Regions from separate parts of the Mus musculus genome. Here region 2 is linked to region 1. The links are chromatin loops, found by intact Hi-C in ENCODE. Cell type or tissue: left cerebral cortex. All regions are shown on one strand. Links, peaks and the distances in the headings refer to the core of each region. The heading gives the core; the rest is flanking DNA.

What was found. Peaks named below come from ENCODE experiments on the same cell type or tissue, not always from the same donor. Only the 100,000 strongest peaks of a DNase experiment are listed, where the experiment ranks them.
Region 2: it touches region 1 in a loop (2.1-fold over the local background); 8 of 42 quality-filtered maps call a loop at or near these places.

Annotation. Positions count from the first base shown.
Region 1 is chr3:95,878,222-95,888,106 of GRCm38, reverse strand. Ciart (circadian associated repressor of transcription) reads left to right here and starts at 5,879. Exons shown (of 6, transcript NM_001033302.2): 1 at 5,879-5,952; 2 at 6,518-6,926; 3 at 7,049-7,124; 4 at 7,394-7,472; 5 at 7,587-7,698; 6 at 8,958-9,602. The coding sequence starts at 6,582. The coding sequence ends at 9,473. BC028528 (cDNA sequence BC028528) reads left to right here. Exons shown (of 6, transcript NM_153513.4): 5 at 3,036-3,137; 6 at 3,870-4,162. The coding sequence ends at 3,134. C920021L13Rik (RIKEN cDNA C920021L13 gene) reads right to left here. Exons shown (of 4, transcript NR_040446.1): 2 at 1,164-1,316; 3 at 611-994; 4 at 1-38. In left cerebral cortex, for the core only: CTCF peaks have their summits at 4,874 (motif pointing left) and 6,179; DNase peaks (open chromatin) are centred at 4,890, 5,730 and 6,791; H3K4me3 peaks cover 2,132 bases; H3K27ac peaks cover 2,591 bases.
Region 2 is chr3:95,945,705-95,955,589 of GRCm38, reverse strand. Anp32e (acidic (leucine-rich) nuclear phosphoprotein 32 family, member E) reads right to left here. Exons shown (of 7, transcript NM_023210.4): 7 at 8,203-9,885. Among named protein-coding and RNA genes, the nearest start is that of Anp32e, 21 kb to the right of the region's middle. In left cerebral cortex, for the core only: no CTCF peak of the experiment used is centred there; DNase peaks (open chromatin) are centred at 4,321 and 4,497; H3K4me3 peaks cover 1,509 bases; H3K27ac peaks cover 1,573 bases.

The DNA.
Region 1 (9,885 bases), core at 1,329-9,328:
TGACATCTCTTACCCAGACAGATCCTAGGGCTCGTGACCTGCAGGAAACAAGGCAGGTTTTGCAGGAGGGCAGAACTGTGTCATTAATGCTGCTATGGAGGTATTGTTGTTTGGTTTTCTTTTACTGTAATAAAACACTGACAAAACCAGCGAGGGGAAGAAAGGGTTTATTTTGTCTTACAACTACGCAGTCATGTTTCATCCTTGACAGAAGTCAGGGCAGGAGCTTGAGGCAGGAACTGAAGCATAGACTTGGGAGGACACTGCTCACTGGCTGACTCCCATGGCTTGCTCAGCTCACCCTTTTATACCACTTGCCCACAGTGGGCTGGGCGCTCCCACATCAATCATTAATCAAGAACATTCTCCCAAAGACATTCCCACAGTCCAATCTGACAGAGGCAATTCTCCAATTGAGGCTCCAGCTTCCCAAGTGTGTTTGTGTGTGTAGGTGTGCATGTGTGTATATGTGCGTGTGTGTGTGTGTGTGTGTGTGTGTGTGTGTGTGTGTGTGTGTGTGTAGGTGTGCATGTGTGTGTGTGCCTGTGTTGAGGACAGAGGACAACTTTAGGGACTCAGTTTGTTGGGCTTGAGTGCCGTGAGCTTTTACCTGCTGAGCTGTTTTGCCAATCCGGATTTTGTTTTAGATGTAACTTGAGACTGATGCAGCTTTGGCTTGTGTGGTGTTCTGTAAGGAGACATGAACTTAGACTCATTACCGTTAAGGTAAGAGTGAAAGCTGCCAAAGGAAAAACCTCAGAACAAATAGCTATTTTTGGTGTCTTGGGTATGACAGGAGAGTCTACAGAGGGAGACAGTATAAAGCAGGAAAAAAAATGTGCAAGGGCCTGCATAGGTAATTGGAGAATTATGTTTTCACCATGTGGAGTTAGGGGACAGGAAGCTTCCTTGCAGGACAGGAGGAGGAGGAGAAAAAAATCCGAATAGGCCGCCTGTGGGGATGTTGGATGGAAGCAGGACCAACCAGAAAGACCTATTTAAAAACAAAACAAAACAAAAAAATTGGCTGGTCATAGTGGGAAATGCTTTTAATCCCAACACTCTAGAGGCAGAGGCAGGTAAATGTTTATGAGTTCAAGGCCAGGTTGGTCTGCACAGCAAATTCTAGGACAGCCAGGCTACACGGTCCTCATAGGAGAAACCTTTTTTGAGCAGTAAGATGGCTCTTCAAGTAAAGGCTGCCAAGTCTGAGGAGCTGGCCCATGTTTGATGCCTGAGACCGACGTGATAGGATAGAAGAGATTCCAAGAGTTGTCCTTTGACCTCCACACTTGTAACATCCTATACTCTTCCACCTAAATAAGTAAATGTAAAAAAAAAAAAAATTACACAAGGTCTTTCATATTTGCATAGTAATATCATGCACATCAACTTAGGGATAAATCTGCAGATAGTCTGAAATGTCAGGCTGGACTTTGGGCTTATAAGCAATAAGGAGCCTCGAACTCAGAGATCCGCCTGTCTCTGCCTCCCAGGTGCTGGGATCAAAGGGGTGCGCCACCACCGCCCGGCTTTTTTGGATTTTCAGGACAGGGTTTCTCTGTGTAGCTCTGGCTCTCCTGGAACTCACTTTGTAGACCAGGCTGACCTCAAACTCAGAAATCTGCCTGCCTCTGCCTCCTAAGTGCTGGGATTAAAGGCATGCGCCGCCACCACCACCTGGCTAGAAAACTCTTCATCTCACTATATGGAAAGCACAGAATGGAACGGTTTATACTGTCTCAGGAACACCTGCTAAAGGACTGGACTAGGGGGTGCTGGTGCAAACTGAGAGGAGAAAAATAACGTTAGAACAACATGCCTTGTCTATAAGGGAGAACTAAAATAACCTACAGACTCTGATCATGTTTGGGGAAAACCAGTGTGATGGCTCAGATGGCAAGGATGTCTGCCAGCAAGACAATTGGGTTTCAATCCCTAGGACCCATGTGATGGGAAGAATGAACCCATTCCCCCAAGTTATCCTCTGACCTCTACACATGTACTCACTCATGAGCGTTTGGAAAATGTCGGAAGCCAGGGTGGTTTAGGAGGACAGTGATAAATTGGACAGCCCTGTGTATGTGTTCTGAAGGCAGCTGAACTACATCAGGAGTGGAGACCTAAAGGCAAAGTTACATTGTGAAAGTGGAAAGGCCAATGCCTAAGTCAGCGGAGGCAGATAAGTCAACCAAGGAAATGGAAGAGGCAGGCAGACAGCCAAGTTTGAGTTATAGGGACTAGAAGAGCGAAAGCTTGATATGATCAATCAAAAGCTACTGAGAGCCCGAAGAGGAAGAGGCATGGATGCCCCCAAGAATGTAGTTTGAGTTGTTAAAAGAAAGTTAGATTTGTGGAATAAATGAGTACGGAGTGTAAGCTGGGTGAGGTGTCTACGACTGCAAGACAGAGACAGTTGACCTCTGATTAGAGGCCAGCCTGGACTGTAAGGGAAAAAAAACATCTCAAGAGTAAGGAAGGCCCATGAAGTGGTGCACATGGCTTTGAGGCAGCAGCAGGGGGATCTCTGAGTTCGAGGCCAGCCTGGTCTACAGAGTGAGTTCCAGGACAGCTAGGGCTACGGCTACACAGAGAAACCCTGTCTCGAAAAACAAACAAAAAAAAAGGGCAAAAGAACCAAAGAGCAGCACACATGCAATTGAACACAAGTGGGAGGATCCAGTAAGATTGGCAAGCAGTAAATACCCCACACACATTGGGAAATGTGTGGTAGGTTCTCTATAGATGGCAAGCCCCACTTAAGCCCAGGAACTAAGTCTCATTTATTCTGTCCCTGAAAAACATCTAATACAAAGTCATGCCTACAAAGGGTAAAAAAATGCAATGTTATTGAGAGTTGTGGCCTCCCAAGTAGGAAGAATTCTTATTGTGATAGGGAGGCGGGCAGACTCTCCTTTGAGACCACAGGTAAAGAAAAAAGGGGTTAGTGTAAAGAGATTGTCTTCCTGGAGAGGGGATGGGACTGCTGGAAAGGTGACAATGACCTATGTGTGTGTATGTGGGGGGTGTTTTAGCAGAGTCCAAATCAGAATGATGCCATGTCCACGCTGCAGAGTCCTGTGTCCTGCTTTCTGTTATGGACCCTCCTTCAAGGAGGGGTACATTTTATGTAGAAGGTAAGAGGGCAGCCACTGGCCTTGGTGGGGTGCTATAAAGTAATTCTTACCAGTTACCTTTTGCTTGTATTTCCAACCTGGACATCAATTCTCATACGAAAAGAAGGAAGCAGGATCACCTTTAGAAATATCTAATTAGCTGATCTTGAAAATTTTGAAAGATGTTGAAGCAAAGACTTTTGTGATGTCATTCTTTTATTCGGATCTGGCAAGACTTTTAAGACCTCCTCCTAGGAGAGAAGCAGGCTAAATGGAGAAGCCTTTTCCAAACTCCCAACAAGCCTGGAAAATCAGAGCTGGTTCTATTCTGCCCAGGTTTGAAGTTATAGCAGGTGCCAGAGGTCAAAATGGGTGTGTCCTACAACCCTGTAGAGCCAAGAGGCAAAGTTCAGCAGGAGGCGGAAGGAGGCATGAAGAATGGAGAATCCACCTTAGAACCTGAAATCAGTGGCGTTTGCATAGAGACGGGAGCAAAGAGACTTCCTTGCTTTCCTGCTCTTGGTTTTTTGATTTACTGTTTTTAATTATGTGTGTGTGCAGGGAGGGGTGTGTGCACATGAGTATGGGCGCTCAGGCTACAAGCACCAGAGTTTCTGGGGGGAGAGTTTACAGGGGTTTGTGAGCCAGCTGACATGAGTGCTGGGACTGGAACTTAGGTCCTCTGCGAAAGTGTGTTCTCTTAAACACTGGGCCAGCCCCCCTGACCCTGTTTCTATCCACCCCCTTTCCCAGGTGAGAGAAGGCCGCTATCACTCTTCAGACTAGAATTCTTTGGCAAGAATTTGGATGAAAAATTTTAAAAAAAAATTGGGACTGGAGAGATGGTTCAGCGGTTAAGAGCACTGACTGCTCTTCAAGAGGTCCTGAGTTCAATTCCCAGCAACCACATGGTGGCTCACAACCATCTGTAATGGGATCTCATGCCCTCTTCTGGAGTGTCTGAAGACAGCTACAGTGTACACATATATATATATATACAATAAATAATTCTTTTAAGAAAAAAATTAAAAAATTAATTTTGCCTACTTCTTAATGAGAGTCTGTTCTAAAGTCAACACTGACACGTACACCAAGATTTAGCGGCATGAAGGGCAGATTAGAAAGAGAATTACAAGGCAGGGAACCAGAAGCAGGCAGATCTTTGAGTTTGAGGGCAAGCCTGGTCTACAAAGTGAATTCCAGGGCAGCCAGAGCTACACGGAGAAACCCTGTCTTGGGGGGTGGGGTGGGGAAGGAATTAGATATCAACTAATTAGAAGGAATTATACCCTATACATAGTTTAGAGTAGAACAGAGACTATCACAGATAACAGGTTCATTCTGAGACTGTAATTCTAACTCTATTTTTGTTTCTTTTCTTTTCCTGAGGGTCCCATGTGGCTCGGGTTGGTCTTGAACTGATCTCCTTGCATCCATCCCTCAGGATTACAGAAGGCATGAGCCACCACATCTAGATTACTTATATTTTATTTGATATTGTCTTGAAATTGTGTTTGGGGAAACAGTGCTGAGGTTTAATTTAGAAATCCTTTTCCTTTTTCTAAAATAACCACATTGCTAAATATAAGTAAAAAAGCATTAGAACATATTTAAAATAACCACACGTTCTCCAAACCATGACTTAGATCCCTGTCCAACTTTTCTTTTAGTAAGACTGGGGGGGTGGGGGGGTGGTAGTGTCTGTTCTCTCGACCCTAATCAGAACTAGAGTGCCCCCTTGCGACTCCTCTGCTTCAGTCGACAGGGTCCTCCTCGCCATCGTTTCCTTTTACAGTGACTTGGTGCAAGGGATGCTAAGGTCTGTTGGTGACTCTCTAAACTCTTGACTCGCTTTTTTCCTTCCTCAACGTTTCCCCAGTTTTCTCCCAGGAACAAATAAACTGAAGCCAGATAAAGCCATAAGCTTGAGGAGCAAAGATCTACTCTGCTCTGTTCCCAGTACTGAGAATCAGAGAATTCTGAGTGAAGGGTCCGAAGGGCCCGGGGCAGAAAAGTCAGGGACAAGTTCGGCTATGACCTCTAGAATCTTGGCGGGCTGGCATCCGAGCTGGGAACGTGCGTGGCAAGTTATGTAAGAACCGGCTGGAGAAGCTGCGCGGCGGGAGCCCCGGAGAGGACGCGGTGTTCCAGCCGCAGTCCCCACCCTCCTCGCCCAGCAGGGCAGGAGGCACCCAACTTGGTGGCGAGGAGGGGAGGATGAAAGAGTGGGGAGTCACGAGGGCGAGCCGCCGACAAGGGAACGGATGCCCGGCGTCACACGTCCGTTGTCACACACGTTGCGGACACGAGTTGCTGAGGGCTCCCACGTGCTGCGCCCGTGCGCGGAGGCGCTCAGAGGGGCCCACGTCCCGAGGCGCCACCTCCGTGGCTCGGCCCCGCTCTGTACACTCCAGCCGTGCGTCTCCCGCGCAGTGCTGTCCTATTTAAGGCTATGAGCTCCACCCTTTTCCGCCCCTTCCTTAATTTTCACTTTTTTCCATCCTCCTTTTTTATCACCCGAGGAGCCGCATGTACGGGCGGAGCATGGACTGCTTCCCTTCCAGCCAATCACCACTTGGCTGCCTCTCTATTGGCCGAGCCCCCGCGTGCCGTAGCAAATGGGCTGTGAGCGTCTGCATCTAGAGTCACGTGTTGCCGGTAAGCTATCCAATGAGAGCACAAGGTCTGTGTACGCAGGGGGAGGCACGTGCAGAACCGCACGTGTCTGGGAGGGGGAAGGGGCGGGACCCACAGAGTGAGGCGGAGGTGGGTCGGCTAGACCAGCACAGACAGTGAAGAAGCTGCATACCGACCGGGGCTGAACCGACAGACCCAGGTAAGCGGACGAGAGCCAAGCGCTCTCCGGAAGACGACCCGGATGGGGTGGGCATGGAAGACCGCAGATCGGGGTGTTGGGAGGTATTGCATCACCTGGCAGGCGCGACCGTAGACTGACCAGCGCAGTGCACCTGATGGTGAAGGATGCGAAAGCGGTGGAGCCGGGTGTCTATGGGGCCGGAACTCTAGGGACCTGAGGTGGGTTCTGGTGCGCAGAGCAGCCTCTAGCGGGTGTCGTTTTTAGGTCGATAGGCTCCCTATGAGGTCTGGCCGGGAACAGCCCAGAACTGCAGGCTGAGGGGAAGGTGTAAAGTCGGTTATTCACCCAAGGGAAGAAAGGCTGTGTAGGGTCAAGAGCTCTGTGTGGGCTGGCGGTCTAGATTTTGAATGCGGCTGGAAGAGCAAGTTTTTTTTTTTTTTCCTTTCTTTCTTGTTTCTATTGAGAACGGAAAAACAATAAAACAAAGCGAAAACCATGTTACTCTGTTTAGAATGCCCCAGTCTCCCAGTCCCTTTCCTAATTCTTTGACTCTGATTTCAGACTCCCTCGCTTTGCTTTTCAGTTGCAGGTTCTGATCTTTGGTACTACGGGAGCTGCTCTTCAGCCCCTCTCCTGCTCCTGGACCTATGGATTCTCCATCTAGTGTTTCTTCTTATTCCTCCTCCTCCCTCTCCCCATCATTTTCCACGTCCTCTGTGAACAGTGACTTTAGCTTCCCTTCTGATAACGAGAGGGAGGGCAAGGGCACCCATGAGCTCAGGCCAGACACTGTGGGTCAGAGAGGAGGTTCCAGGCCCAGTCCAGGCCCTATCCGCTGCAGACATCGACCCAGGGTTTCTAGTAACCAACATACAGCACCTCATCTGGAACAGCAAGGATCTGAAGTCAAGAGATCAAGAGACGGTGAACAGGAGACGAGTCTGAACACCCAAGGATGTACTACAGAGGGAGATCTGCTCTTTGCTCAAAAGGTAACAGAAAGCAGAAAAGATAGTGCAGTGGCAAACACCTAATTGGTTGACAAGGACCTGCCAGTTACATCACAGCAGAAAAACCACTGCTGGTCTCAAAGTCTTGTGCTGTTTTTCTACAGTGTAAAGAACTCCAAGGGTTCATACGGCCCCTCACAGACCTACTGAACGGACTCAAGATGGGTCGCTTTGACAGAGGTAATAATCTGATTAATTAATTATATTTCTGGGGGTAGCCCCCCTTCTCTGAGTGAAATCTTACATTTCTCTTTGGGGCATGGGCTATTCTGTTTGCATCTGTAACTTAATTTCTTCATGTGAATTCATTTGAACCCCATCTGTCTCTGTATTTCCTTTACATTTACCTCAGTCCCCACCTCTGCTGTTTCCCTCAATGCTGGGAGTGAACCTACAGCTGAGCTGTGTACATCCCACGCCCTCTAATCACCCTCCCTCTTTCACCCTAGGATTAAGTAGCTTCCAACAGAGTGTGGCCATGGACCGGATCCAGCGCATAGTGGGTGTTTTACAGAAGCCTCAGATGGGGTGAGTCTCCCTCTTTCCTTCATTCCCTCCTCAGTATCTTATTGAGGGAGGCCTGTACAGTTCTCCCTGTTTCTTTTTTCATAGTTGACTTTTAAAATATCCTTTTTTTCACAGAGAACGTTATCTAGGAACCTTGCTGCAGGTGGAAGGGATGTTAAAGACTTGGTTTCCTCACATAGCTGCCCAGAAGTCATCCTCAGGAGGTAGCCGGCACCAGATAAGCAAGGTATGCCCCTAAAGACCAAGGGAGAGACTGGGAGAAGACCCAGGCCCCGACTGTCTGGAGAACGTCTCCCTTCCAGGTGCCTTCCCTTTTCCCTCCCAGGGAAGGGCTGTCTGTCTGACTTGGCACATTACTGTGAGTTTTAGATTTCGTCTCGATGTTGGCTCTATTCTGTTGAGATCTCACGAAATTTACCCCTGCCCTCCTGTCAAAGCTGTCTGCTTCCTGAAGGCTTTTTTTTTTCTGTTTTTTTCGAGACAGGGTTTCTCTGTGTAGCCCTGGCTGTCCTGGAACTCACTCTGTAGACCAGGCTGGCCTCTAACTCAGAAGTCCGCCTGCCTCTGCCTCCCGAGTGCTGGGATCAAAGGCATGCACCACCATACCTGGCTTACAGAAGGCTTTTAATCTGGCCAAATGACTCACAAGAAGATGCCTCCATTTTTCTCTTCTTGACCTCCCCCCAAAACCCTCCCCCTCTCCATCTTTTGACTTCTATCAACATAACTTTAAACCTTACATAGTGAGTTTCTCTTTCTTTCTCCCTCTCTTTCTTTCTTCCTTTCCTTTCCTTTCCTTTCCTTTCCTTTCCTTTTCTTTTCTTTCCTTTCCTGTTTGTTTGAAAACAGGGTTTCTCTGTGTAGTGGCTGACCTGCAACTTGTTCTGCAGACCTGGCTAGCCTTAAACTCAGAGATGCATGTGCCTCAGCTTCCCGAGTGTTCAGATGAAAGGTGTGCATCATCATGCCCAGCTAAATCCACTAAAGCTTCTAGTGATATGAAAATGACTGACTGAAAGATTAACAGGATCATGCCTCATAAAGAACTAAACACGGGAAATGAGACCTTTCACACAGAAATTAAAGAAAAGAAAATTAAATTAAAGTCATTTCAATTTCTCTGGCTGGTGGTGTGGTTTATGAGACTGCTTTTCTGCCACTTAGTAGGTCCTGGGTTTGATTTAAAGAAGTCGAACAGGAATCACTGTATAAATAATGAGAGCCATGGGGCTCTTTTTATCTTGTCTGTTTCTAGTAGCCTCATACTGTCTGTTACAGAGTAGCCTCCAACTTTGTGTTAGGTAGATGGGAGCATTACTTGATTGCTGAAATTTTTACTTCATCATCACCTGGCAGAACACACCTGTTGCACAAACGTTTGTTTGCACTGTACAATGAGTCCTCAAGGGAAGCAAAGGTCTGTGCTTAAGTGAAACTCATGTGTAAGCTTTGTTAACTCCTGGTTTTGCATTTCCCATTCTCTAGCACTTTCCCAGCCACCACGGTGACCCCGGGGCTGCTTCTCCTGCACCTCTCCTAGAGAAGATGGGCCAAACACAGCTGGGACATTTAGTTTTGAAACCAAAGCAGCCTTGGCATCTCACTGGATGGCCAGCTATGAACCTCACCTGGATTCATAGCACTCCAATTTGTAACCCTCCCCTCAGCTCCCAAGGCTCCGCCTCTGGCCACAGCCCCATAGGCACTGGAGCCAGCATTGGTGTCATCCTTGTCCTCCAGAAAGGAGGACAGCCCTTCACCCATTCTGCCCCGGGCACTCCGGTCCCACCAACTCCACTGTCTCCTGTCGTCCCTGGTGATCTGAAGAAACTGCCTGGCGAGGAGCCTCGTTGCCACAGTTTGCCAGTAACACTGCCATCAGACTGGAGTTGCATCCTATGTCCGCCTGTCCTGCCTACCACAGACAGAGAGATGACTAAAGGACACCCAGAGCCACAGATGACTAGCCATCCCCCAGTTGCTCCGGATCCTCAGCCCTAACCCAGGCTCTGCTTCTTTCCCCTGATTCCCAATTTGTATAAATGTATGTTTTATGTGTATTTTTTTTTTTACTTTAATGTATTTGTGGTGAGGAAATAGAAATCCTTTCTGATTAAAGACATTTTTTACTTAAATGCTTTTTTTTTTTTTTTTTAAAGATTTATTTATTATTTATTATATGTAAGTACACTGTAGCTGTCTTCAGACACTCCAGAAGAGGGCGTCAGATCTCATTATGGATGGTTGTGAGCCACCATGTGGTTGCTGGGATTTGAACTCCGGACCTTTGGAAAAGCAGTCGGGTGCTCTTACCTGCTGAGCCATCTCACCAGCCCCCAAATGCTTTTTTTTTAAAAAAAGACTTATTTATTTTATACAAGTACACTGTAGCTGCCTTCAGACACACCAGAAG
Region 2 (9,885 bases), core at 1,074-9,073, 68 kb before region 1:
TTTCTTTCACTCTCAGTCTCCTCTCCTCTCACTTCTGTCTTTCTCTGACACAGTCTGACCTCCAGATAAGAGTTGTTCCATGAATTTACCACAACCAAAAACATGAGGGCAAAGTAACTGGAGGCACCCAGTAGTTCTTGAGGACTCTCAAGTGCCACCCCCACCCCCATCTCACTGAGAGACTTGCTCCGTGCAAACTTTCCACAGCTCAGTGAGTCTGGAAATGTACAAGCCTGGAGACGCCTTTCCTGCTTTCCAGGACTATTTGATCAATCCAAAACCCAAGGGCTACCTCTGCTTACTGGATTTGAACCCTGTTTTGTTTTTGTTTTGTTTTTTTATCTTTGAGTCCATACCTACCATGGGTCACAAATTATCTGTGGGAAAGGACACACCCTTAACCTGTCTGTGGTCTAATCTAAAAAGCTCCATTTGGGAGTCTTTAGACCAGCATACTTGTTCGGCTCTCAGTTCCAATGTGGCTTCAATATACACTGAGCAATGACCACTGCTGGTTTAAATTGGAAACTTCCTTTCTTCCTTTCTTTTTTTGTTTGTTTGTTTGGTTTTTTTTTCGAAACAGAGTTTCTCTGTATAGCCTTGTCTTGTGGCCGACTCGCCAGCAAGAACAAGAACAACGCTACAACAGGATCCTTCTGCACACGTTTATTGGGAGAGCTTGATTGCAGAGGCGGAGAGACCCCAAGCCCAGAACTGGTGCTGCTTATATAGCCCTAGGAGAGGCGTGTCTCGCACCCAAATTGGTTGTGCTTGGGTTATGCTTACCACCTCATTTGCATGCCTACATCTGATTGGTTAACTTCTCTCTCATCTGATTGGCTAACTTATCTCTCATCTGATTGGTTAATTCTCAAAACTTCATCTTGGCAAAAAACTTTACTGTCTATGTATGCGTAGTGGCCAGCGGAAGCCAGCGCCACTCTGCAACGGCACATGTGGCTTCCCACAGCCTTGGCTGTCCTGGAACTCACTTTGTAGATCAGGCTGGCCTCGAACTCAGAAATCTGCCTGTCTCTACCTCCCAAGTGCTGGGATTAAAGGCGTGCGCAACCACTGCCCAGCTATAAATATATTTTAAAGGAAAATGGATCAAAGACGCATAAGTTTGTCAGATTAATCTAGAAAGTGTCCTCAAGATCAGCTGGGACTCTGACTCCATGATGGCCAGAGAGCCACGAGACCATTTCTTCTGCTTCTCAGTTCCCTTTTCCCAGACATACAGCATGCTAGATCTCTACCCAGTCTCCGAGTGCTTGAAATGTGGCTAATTAAAATTGAGACATAAAACTCTACCTACCCCAAACTATAAAGACTTATATGAAAACTAAATTTTAGTAATATTTTTTGCATTGCTTACATGTTGAAATTATATTTGGATTTGTTGGGTTAAGTAAAACATACTGTCAAAATTGGTTCTTCCTCTTTTTGGGGGTGGGGGTCAGTGGTGAGGGTTGTTTTCTTTTGAAGACAGGGTCTCTCTGTGTAGTCCTGGCTGTCTTGGAACTAGCTCTGTAGACCAGGCTGGCCACAAACTCACAAATATCTGCCTGCCTCTGCCTCCCAAGTGCTGGGATTAAAGGCGCTCACCAGCACCACCTGTTTCCTCCTTTTTTTTTTTTTTTTTAACTTATTATATGTAAGTACACTGTAGCTGTCTTCAGACACACCAGAAGAGGGCATCCCATTTCATTACAGATGGTTGTGAGCCACCATGTGGTTGCTGGGATTTGAACTCAGGACCTCCGGAAGAGCAGTCAGAGTGCTCTTAACCACTGAGCCATCTCTCCAGCCCCTGTTTCCTCCTTTTTAATAGGACTGCCAGGAAATGTTAAAAACATCTGTGGCTTGAATTCTAGCCAGCATTGTATGTCATTTCAAGAGTGCTGATCTAGAACACAGACCAAGAACTATTGCAAACGTACAACCTCCCTACAAATGAGTACATCAACACACAGGTGTAGACCCCAGTAACTCTCCCCAGCACATCCCATGAGTCACAGTGGGTGGGCATTGCAGGAACATGGTGAGGTGCAAAACAGACGATCAGACCTTCCCTGAAATGAGCAAATGAAGTTCTAGCGTCCTGTCAGCCTCCTGGGTCCAAGCTGTCAGTGCAGCCATTTCCCTGCTTGCTCTTTCTCTCTGGCACAAAGGGTCTGCTCAGACTTTGTTTGGCAAGGCTGGAGTCATGAATTATTCACTTTGCTGTCTACTGTGCAGGTGCCTCAAGCACAGGTATCCATGTTTGTTAAACAAGATGCCTTTAACAATAGCTGGATCTGTGCATAATTTGGCATTTTTTAATCTGTGAACCACAAATGACTCCCAAAGACTGAACACACAAAGACTAAAAGGAAAGCAAATTAGAGTGACAGCTGTGACTACCCCACCCCCACTGCTGTTGCCTTCCTTGAATCCTGGGGCCAGTGCACTGAAGCCTAACTTAAGAAAAGGATACACTAATTAGTGTTTATGATCAAACTCACTGAAAAGATAACAGAGGTCTGTCTCAGCTTTTGAATCCTGCTCACCAAGAACAGAATTCATCTGTTGTGCCTCTCATATAGCATTTTGAAGTCTGGGTTATGAAAAACAAGAGCTACAGAAATAAGCTATAGGAACAGACCATATACGTATGTAGTTTGGAGGAAGTGACTGGGTACCGGTGACGGCCCATTCTCCCCCTGTAAACTGGCAGGCACCACAGATCATCTCCTTTATCCACCAATAGTGAGGTGTTAGTCAATAGAAAAGAGACATTTAAAAACTTGCAGCAATGGTGCACACCTTTATCTCAGCACCTGGGGAGGCAAGTGGCTATCCCAGTTCCAGGCCAGCCTGGTCTACAGATTGAATTCCAGAACAGCCAAGGATACAGAGATACAATGTCACAAAGTGGGCAAAAATCCAAGTGTTTTACCACCTCTCCTTCTTCAAATAGCAGGGACCAAACCACTAGCTTTGTGCTACACTCTGCTCCATCCTTGTCTGTTTGAGGATAGGACTGGCTATGTGGCCTAGGATGGCCTGCAGTCCAAGACCTTTTCCATGTTTCTCAGACCTCCAAAGAAACTTCTACTGTACAAAACAAACTGATGCAAACATTCTAAAGTGGTTCGTTGGTTCTAATAAAAAGGATTTAAGGATGATTTTACTTTGATACTTTTGACAAACTACCTTCAGCTGTGATTGACTAAAAGACGGAAAAATAAGTCCTAACTCTCTCTGTAATGGACCTTTACAAAGTCTCTCTGTTGGAATCACTCGTTCGGTAAAGAAAGAGCCTTCGTGTTTTTTGTTTGTTTGTTTTTTCGAAGCAGGATTTCTCTGTCCTGGAACTTACTTTGTAGACCAGGCTGGCCTCGAACTCAGAAAATCGCCTACCTCTGCCTCCCAAGTGCTGGGATTAAAGGCGTGCGCCACCAAGCCCTGCTGTCTTCCTGTTTTATGTGTAGTCTCGGAGTCGGTTTTCTTCAGTGCTTTCTCCCAGCACCTGCTCAACTTGACTGATGTAGTTTTAAGTTTTATCAATTAGCAGCAGTTCCAGGAGTAGGGAAAGGGGATGGATAGATAGGAGGGTTAGCTCCTGAGGACAAGGTCAGTGAAAAATGTGTACAAACAAGCTGGACAGTGGTGGCGCACGCCTTTAATCCCAGCACTCAGGAGGCAGAGGCAGGCGGATTTCTGAGTTCGAGGCTAGCCTGGTCTACAGCGTGAGTTCCAGCACTGGCTGCTCTTACAGAGGACCAATCCCCAGAGGCTCCCAAGCATCTGATACCTCCGAGGGCACCAGGCACACGAGTGATACACACACACACACACACACACACAAGACATTCATACACATAAAATCTAAATTAAAACAAACAAACAAACAAAAAAACTAGCCCTCACCGGGCAGTGGTGGCGCACGCCTTTAATCCTAGCACTTGGGAGGCAGAGGCAGGCGGATTTCTGAGTTCGAGGCCAGCCTGGTCTACAGAGTGAGTTTCAGGACAGCCAGGGCTACACAGAGAAACCCTGTCTCGAAAAAAAACCAAAAACAACAAAACAAAACTAGCCCTCATTTCTTTAGAAGACACATAACGTTGCTGTTTCCGATTACTGGCTAACCAGGGTTGGGCGATAGTCTTCAACATCAGGCTTTAGAATGATGCAACACTGAAATTGGGAATCATTAGGCAAACGTTGCGAGACCCGAAGGACAATGAACAGCGTAGAGGATCCCTGAGGTCCGTGATGCGGAAACTCCAGAGCCGTGCTTCCGGCGCGACTGCGCATGCACGGGAGCTCTGACAAGGGATGGGGCGGGGGTTGGGGGGGTGGTGGAGTGAGGCCGAGCCTCGTGACCAGAGCTGCGGCCCAGTGGAGTTTAGAAAGGCGTCCTTGTGATGGGATTCGGTCAGGTCGAGTCTGTCCCTTAGCCCCTGGGGCAACCGTGTCTCACTCCCAGGAGCCCAGGCCTGGCAGGTGCATCCGACGTAGTCGATCTGACGTCACATCCGCCTTCGCTAGCTCCGGAACGAGTGCTCGATTTGCAGTTCTGTCCTAAGTCCTGTTCTTGGCGGACCCCAGCAGGGCGCTCTGCTGTAGTAGCAGCAATTAGAAAACGGAAAATAAAGATTGGAAGCTCGGGATATGCCCAGGGACTGCGGCAGAGGACTGACTTCCAAAAGCATTTAGATAAATGGCATGACCTGTTCAAGCCTATCAAGACCCGATACGTGGCAGCACGCTGGCTCGACCCGGGGATCGCGGTGGGAAACGCGACCTTAGAAGAGTCTCCTTAAAAGTTGGCGTCTAGCGCAGCACCTCCTGCGAACTGCAGCCCGGGAACCCCATATTCCGATATATACAGCTTTATTACAAAATAAAATCTGTAAAATCTTATAGATGACTGTGAACATCCACTTCTGTATTTGCCAGGCACTGGCATAGCCTCATACAGCTATACCAGGGTCCCTTCAGCAAAATCTTGCTGGCATATGCAATAGTGCCTGGGTTTGGTGGCTGATTATGGGATGGATCCCCTGGTGGGGTAGTCTCTGGATAGTCCATCCTTTCATCTTAGCTCCAAACTTTGTCTCTGTAACTCCTTTCATGGGTATTTTGTTCCCTACTCTAAGGAAGAGTGAAGTATCCACCCATTGGTCTTCCCTCTTCTTGATTTTCTTGTGTTTTGCAAATTGTATCTTGGGTGTCCTATGTTTCTGGGCTAATATCCACTTATCAGTGAGTGCCCCCAATAGAGAAGCTAGAGAAAGCACCCAAGGAGCTGAAGGGGTCTGCAACAATAGGTGGAACAACAATATGAACTAACCAGTATCCCCAGAGCTCGTGTCTCTAGCTGCATATGTAGCAGAAGATGGCTTAGTCGGCCAACACTGGGAAGAGAGGCCCCTTGGTATTGCAAACTTTATATGCCCCAGTACAGGGGAATGTCAGGGCCAAGAATTGGAAGTGGGTGGGTAGGGAAGCAGGGCGGGGTGAGGGTATAGGGAACTTTCGGGATAGCATTTGAAATGTATATAAAGAAAATATCTAATAAAAAATCTGTAAAATCACTTGGAATTCGAATTTTTTAAAATTCTCATTGTTAATCTTATCCAGAAAAATAATCTAATCTACAAATAATTCTCAGAGCTGCAAAGATGGATTTAACTCAATATTCTCAGAAAAGGGGGGGGGGGGTTGGTGGGATAGTGGCTTGCCCGCAGGTGGGACGGTGTCCATTGGCTCCTCGGCCATGTAATACCAGCACTCTGGTAAAGCAAAACTGTTTGAGGTTAGCCTAGGCTAGACTAAGATCCTACCTCACAAAACGTTTGTTGTTGTTGTTGTTTTTTGTTTTGTTTTGTTTTGTTTTTTCAAGACAGGGCTTCTCTGTGTAGCCCTGGCTGTCCTGGAACTCACTTTGTAGACCAGGCTGGCCTCGGACTCAGAAATCTGCCTGCCTCTGCCTCCCCAGTGCTGGGATTAAAGGGGTGTGCCACCACGCCCCCCCCCAAAAAAAAACTTTTAAAGCAGTTTCATTTACAGGTCTTTATTCATTCTAATAATCCTGACAGCTCTCTGCATGGGCGTGGTGCTTCCAAAAGTAGCTAAGCGTGTGCCCTAATATAAAATCCCAACCTTATTAACATTGAGGGTTGTTTTTGCTTAAAACAAAACAAAACCTCGATTTCATGTTCTCTAGTGTGAAGTTTGTAAAAGCCAACACCGATCATATGTCGCTATCAAAGATTGTATGCTCTTTTCTCTGGGTGGAGAACCCACTCCGCCCTGTGGAGTGACCCTGCCCAGGAAGTCAGTCATAGGCAGTGCGTAGGGTTGAGATTATGGCCCTCTTACAGTCTATGTATTTAATGGTGGATGCACATTTCTCTAAGGAGGCATCCAAATGATGCTCTCTCTCTCTCTCTCTCTCTCTCTCTCACACACACACACACACACACACACACACAGGGAAATATTCAAGAACTTAACTGAAATACATACTTTCCTTCGTCTTTCTTAGTCACGGTTACCCTACTATAGGGTCTTAGCAGGTTAAGAAGCCCTAAGACTTGAACAACTTGAACTTGAGCTGAAGGTGGCTCTGCAGTTAGGAGCACTTGCTGCTCTTACAGAGGCTCAGGTGAGTTACCAGCTTACACAGCCAAAAAATCTTTGTTCCAAGGGATCTGAAGGCTCACACATACTCTTAAGTTAAAAGTCAGTCAGTAAGTCTTTGTAACGTATTTTACCAGGGCTGGGCACTGCAGCCTTATTGAAGCACACTGGAGGCAGAAACAAGTGATCTGCTGACTTCCAGGCCAGCCAGGGCTTCACGAGAACCTGTCTCTAAATAAATGTATTTTTATTAGAGATACATAGTCTTCTTATTAGAGGTTCCCCCGAGATAAGAGTTCATTTTGCAATTTCCATTTTGGGACATGATGTTTTCCTTCAAGTCGAGTTGTCCAATTAAATAGAACAGAAACGCATGCAGCTGTCCGGCCAGGACATACTCTGGTCTCCTCTCAGGCTGATCAGAATGTGGGGAGGCATGCGGCAGTCAGTGGTAGGATGCTGTCTGAGGGATAGCTGCAGACTATCACTGAATCACACAACAGCACTGGAAACAAATCTCCAGCAACTAGGAAAAAAATGTAATTCAAAACCCAACAGAACAAAGAATAAACCATACTTAAGAATACTTTTGAGTCACACCACCTCATTAAATTGACTCATTATTGAATAATTTTACCCAAAACTTCTGATCCTGTCGTTTTCCTTAAAGGAGAAAACTATGTAATGTCTGTCTTTAGACAGCCTCACGCTGCTCTTGAACTGTGCTAATTGTCCAGCCTCAGCCTCTTAACACTGGGATCACAGGTGTGGGGCAGCACACCAAGCATAAAAAGACAAAGGCGTGGCTGCCGCAGTGCCTTTAATCTGAGAACTTGGAATTTGATGAGGACAAATCTTGAGTTCAAGGCCACCCTGGTCTAAACATTGAGTTCCTACACAGCCAGGAATATAATGGCAATGCCCCATCCCCTCAAAAAAGGACAAAACCACAGATTTCAGTGAATACCTGTAGTTAAAAATAGCTCAATGCTTCCACCTCTCAAAAAGAATTTAGTAATTAATATTTTCCCTATACTGTAATCATTAGAACATTAGCATAACTTGACAAAAGACATTTCAGAAATAAATCATATAAACCCAAAACTAGGGATTTATAAAAATCTATTGTTTCAAGATACACATGTAGGGAACTAACATACTATGCTGAGAAGTTGAGCTCATTCTAGAAAAACCATATAATCCTGTGATTGTTTTATAAATACCTGCTGAACTATAGGCAATAAAGTCCTGGCCCAACCTGCAACTCCAAAGGGAAATTTGAGCCAATCCAGAATTTTGGTGAGGGAAAGGAATTTTGTTTTTATTTTTCCAGACAGGGTTTCTTTGTGTAGCACTGGCTGGACTCAAACTCAAGAGATCCATCTGCCTCTGCCTCCAGGTGCTGGGATTAGAGGTGTGTACCACCACTGCTGTTGGAGTATGAGTTTTCTAGTGCCTATTATTGTCACAAGTCTGACTACCCTTCAAAAGTCATTTCTGTTTCTAAAGACCTTTGAAACAGTAGATGGTAATTCTGAAGAGTGAACAATCACACACTGAAGCTAGTCATTATTAATAACGCTTCAATTTATTCAAAGCAATGCAGTTTCAAAAACTTAAGTTACAGCAGTAAGGGAAAAAAAACAAAATAGTCAGAACCCCATGATCAGCGCTGCCCGTCCTCGTGTTTAACACTGTGATGGCGTTAGTCAAAGCACAGCTGCACAAAAGTATCAATCAACCTCAAAGTCTCTAAGGACTTCACATATGGTATACACACGCACAGTACAGAGAGGGTTAGAACAGAACCCAGAACTTCTACAGAATAGAAAACCCACCCTTGCTTATTTGCATGAAAATACCACCCACTAAGCTAAATAAGTCTTAATAGTTATCTGGAGGCCCTATGCGTTGTTTTTAAACTCAAGAACTCTAATTTTGATTGCACAATAGATGATTGATAAAAAGTCAATATATAGATTTCATTTTTAAAAATAAGCATTTATTTTGAACCTGGCATAGTTTGCAAAGAGAATTCTTTAGAGACTGACAGCAGGAGTTCCAATTACTGAAACAAGGAAACAAAGCCAATCCTTTGGCGATCCCTGCACTTGCGCTGAACTCAGTACACATTTATCTCAGTCAGGCATGCAACTTTTATTAGCTTCTCTACAAATAAGTTCATACTTGCTATGTTAAAAACCAGGTCAGACATGTGAAGTTGAAAGAGCAGCAGCCCCACTGTTGCAATTTCGATGTGTCCCAGAAGAGAGGCAAAATACGTATGCTGATGCTAAGTTTAAAAAGAAAGAAAAAGACAAAACAAAACAAAAACCCACCTGAAGTATATAAAACAAAAGGAAAACAAAAACTGGCAACCAAGACTTAAAAAGCAAGTGCCTTGTGCATGGAGCTTCCGGGACAAAGGGAGAGAGAGAGAGGGGCCTGTCCGCTCATGTTTGAAGCCACGAGAAAACACATACCCGTACCCCAAATGTTTTTTCTATTTTTCAGACATTCATTTGAAATAAATACCAACACTTCAAGATTGATTTTCAAACAGTCTCCTATTGCCACTATGTTCCAATCAAAGGCTACAACTGATCACGCTTTCAAAACTACAGGAAGAATTAAAGGTTGCTCTCAGAAACATAATAAATACTTCACAGAGTTGGTATCCAAATCACTAGGAAAACTTAGAAACTAGCCCTGAACGTCTCATCAGTTCTCAGCTGGCAATCAGTCTGACCTCTGCGAGAGGACGCTGCTGCTTATCCTAGCAGACTCGGGCCGTCAGCAACGCCTGCCTCTGACACGAAGCCCTCGGTACTGTAACTTGAATGCTCCATCTCTTCCATGCCACTTGTTTGAAACCGAGACAGATGGCTGAGGTGCAGATGAAGTCTCTGGGGCATTACAGCTTTTGCCAGCTTTCTTTTGGATGGGAACAGGAATGAAGCAATGAAGGTGACAGAACCTTCTGGAGCAGCTGGGAGGGGACACACAGCTGACCCGACCGACAGCCTGCTGGCACGGCCACCCAGAGACCGCTCCACGGCAAGTCTGGCCTTAGAAAGGGACAGGCTCCTTAAAGGGCCCTGAACTGTCACTGAGCAGAACTGAGTCCATGACCTGCCTCTGAAGAGAACCCTCTCGCTCTGCTTCTACTTCCCAAACCATGATAGGAAAGCCTTCAGATACCCTAACCCCACCCCCAAAAATGCCTTCAAGCTAATGACAGCCGGATCGTCT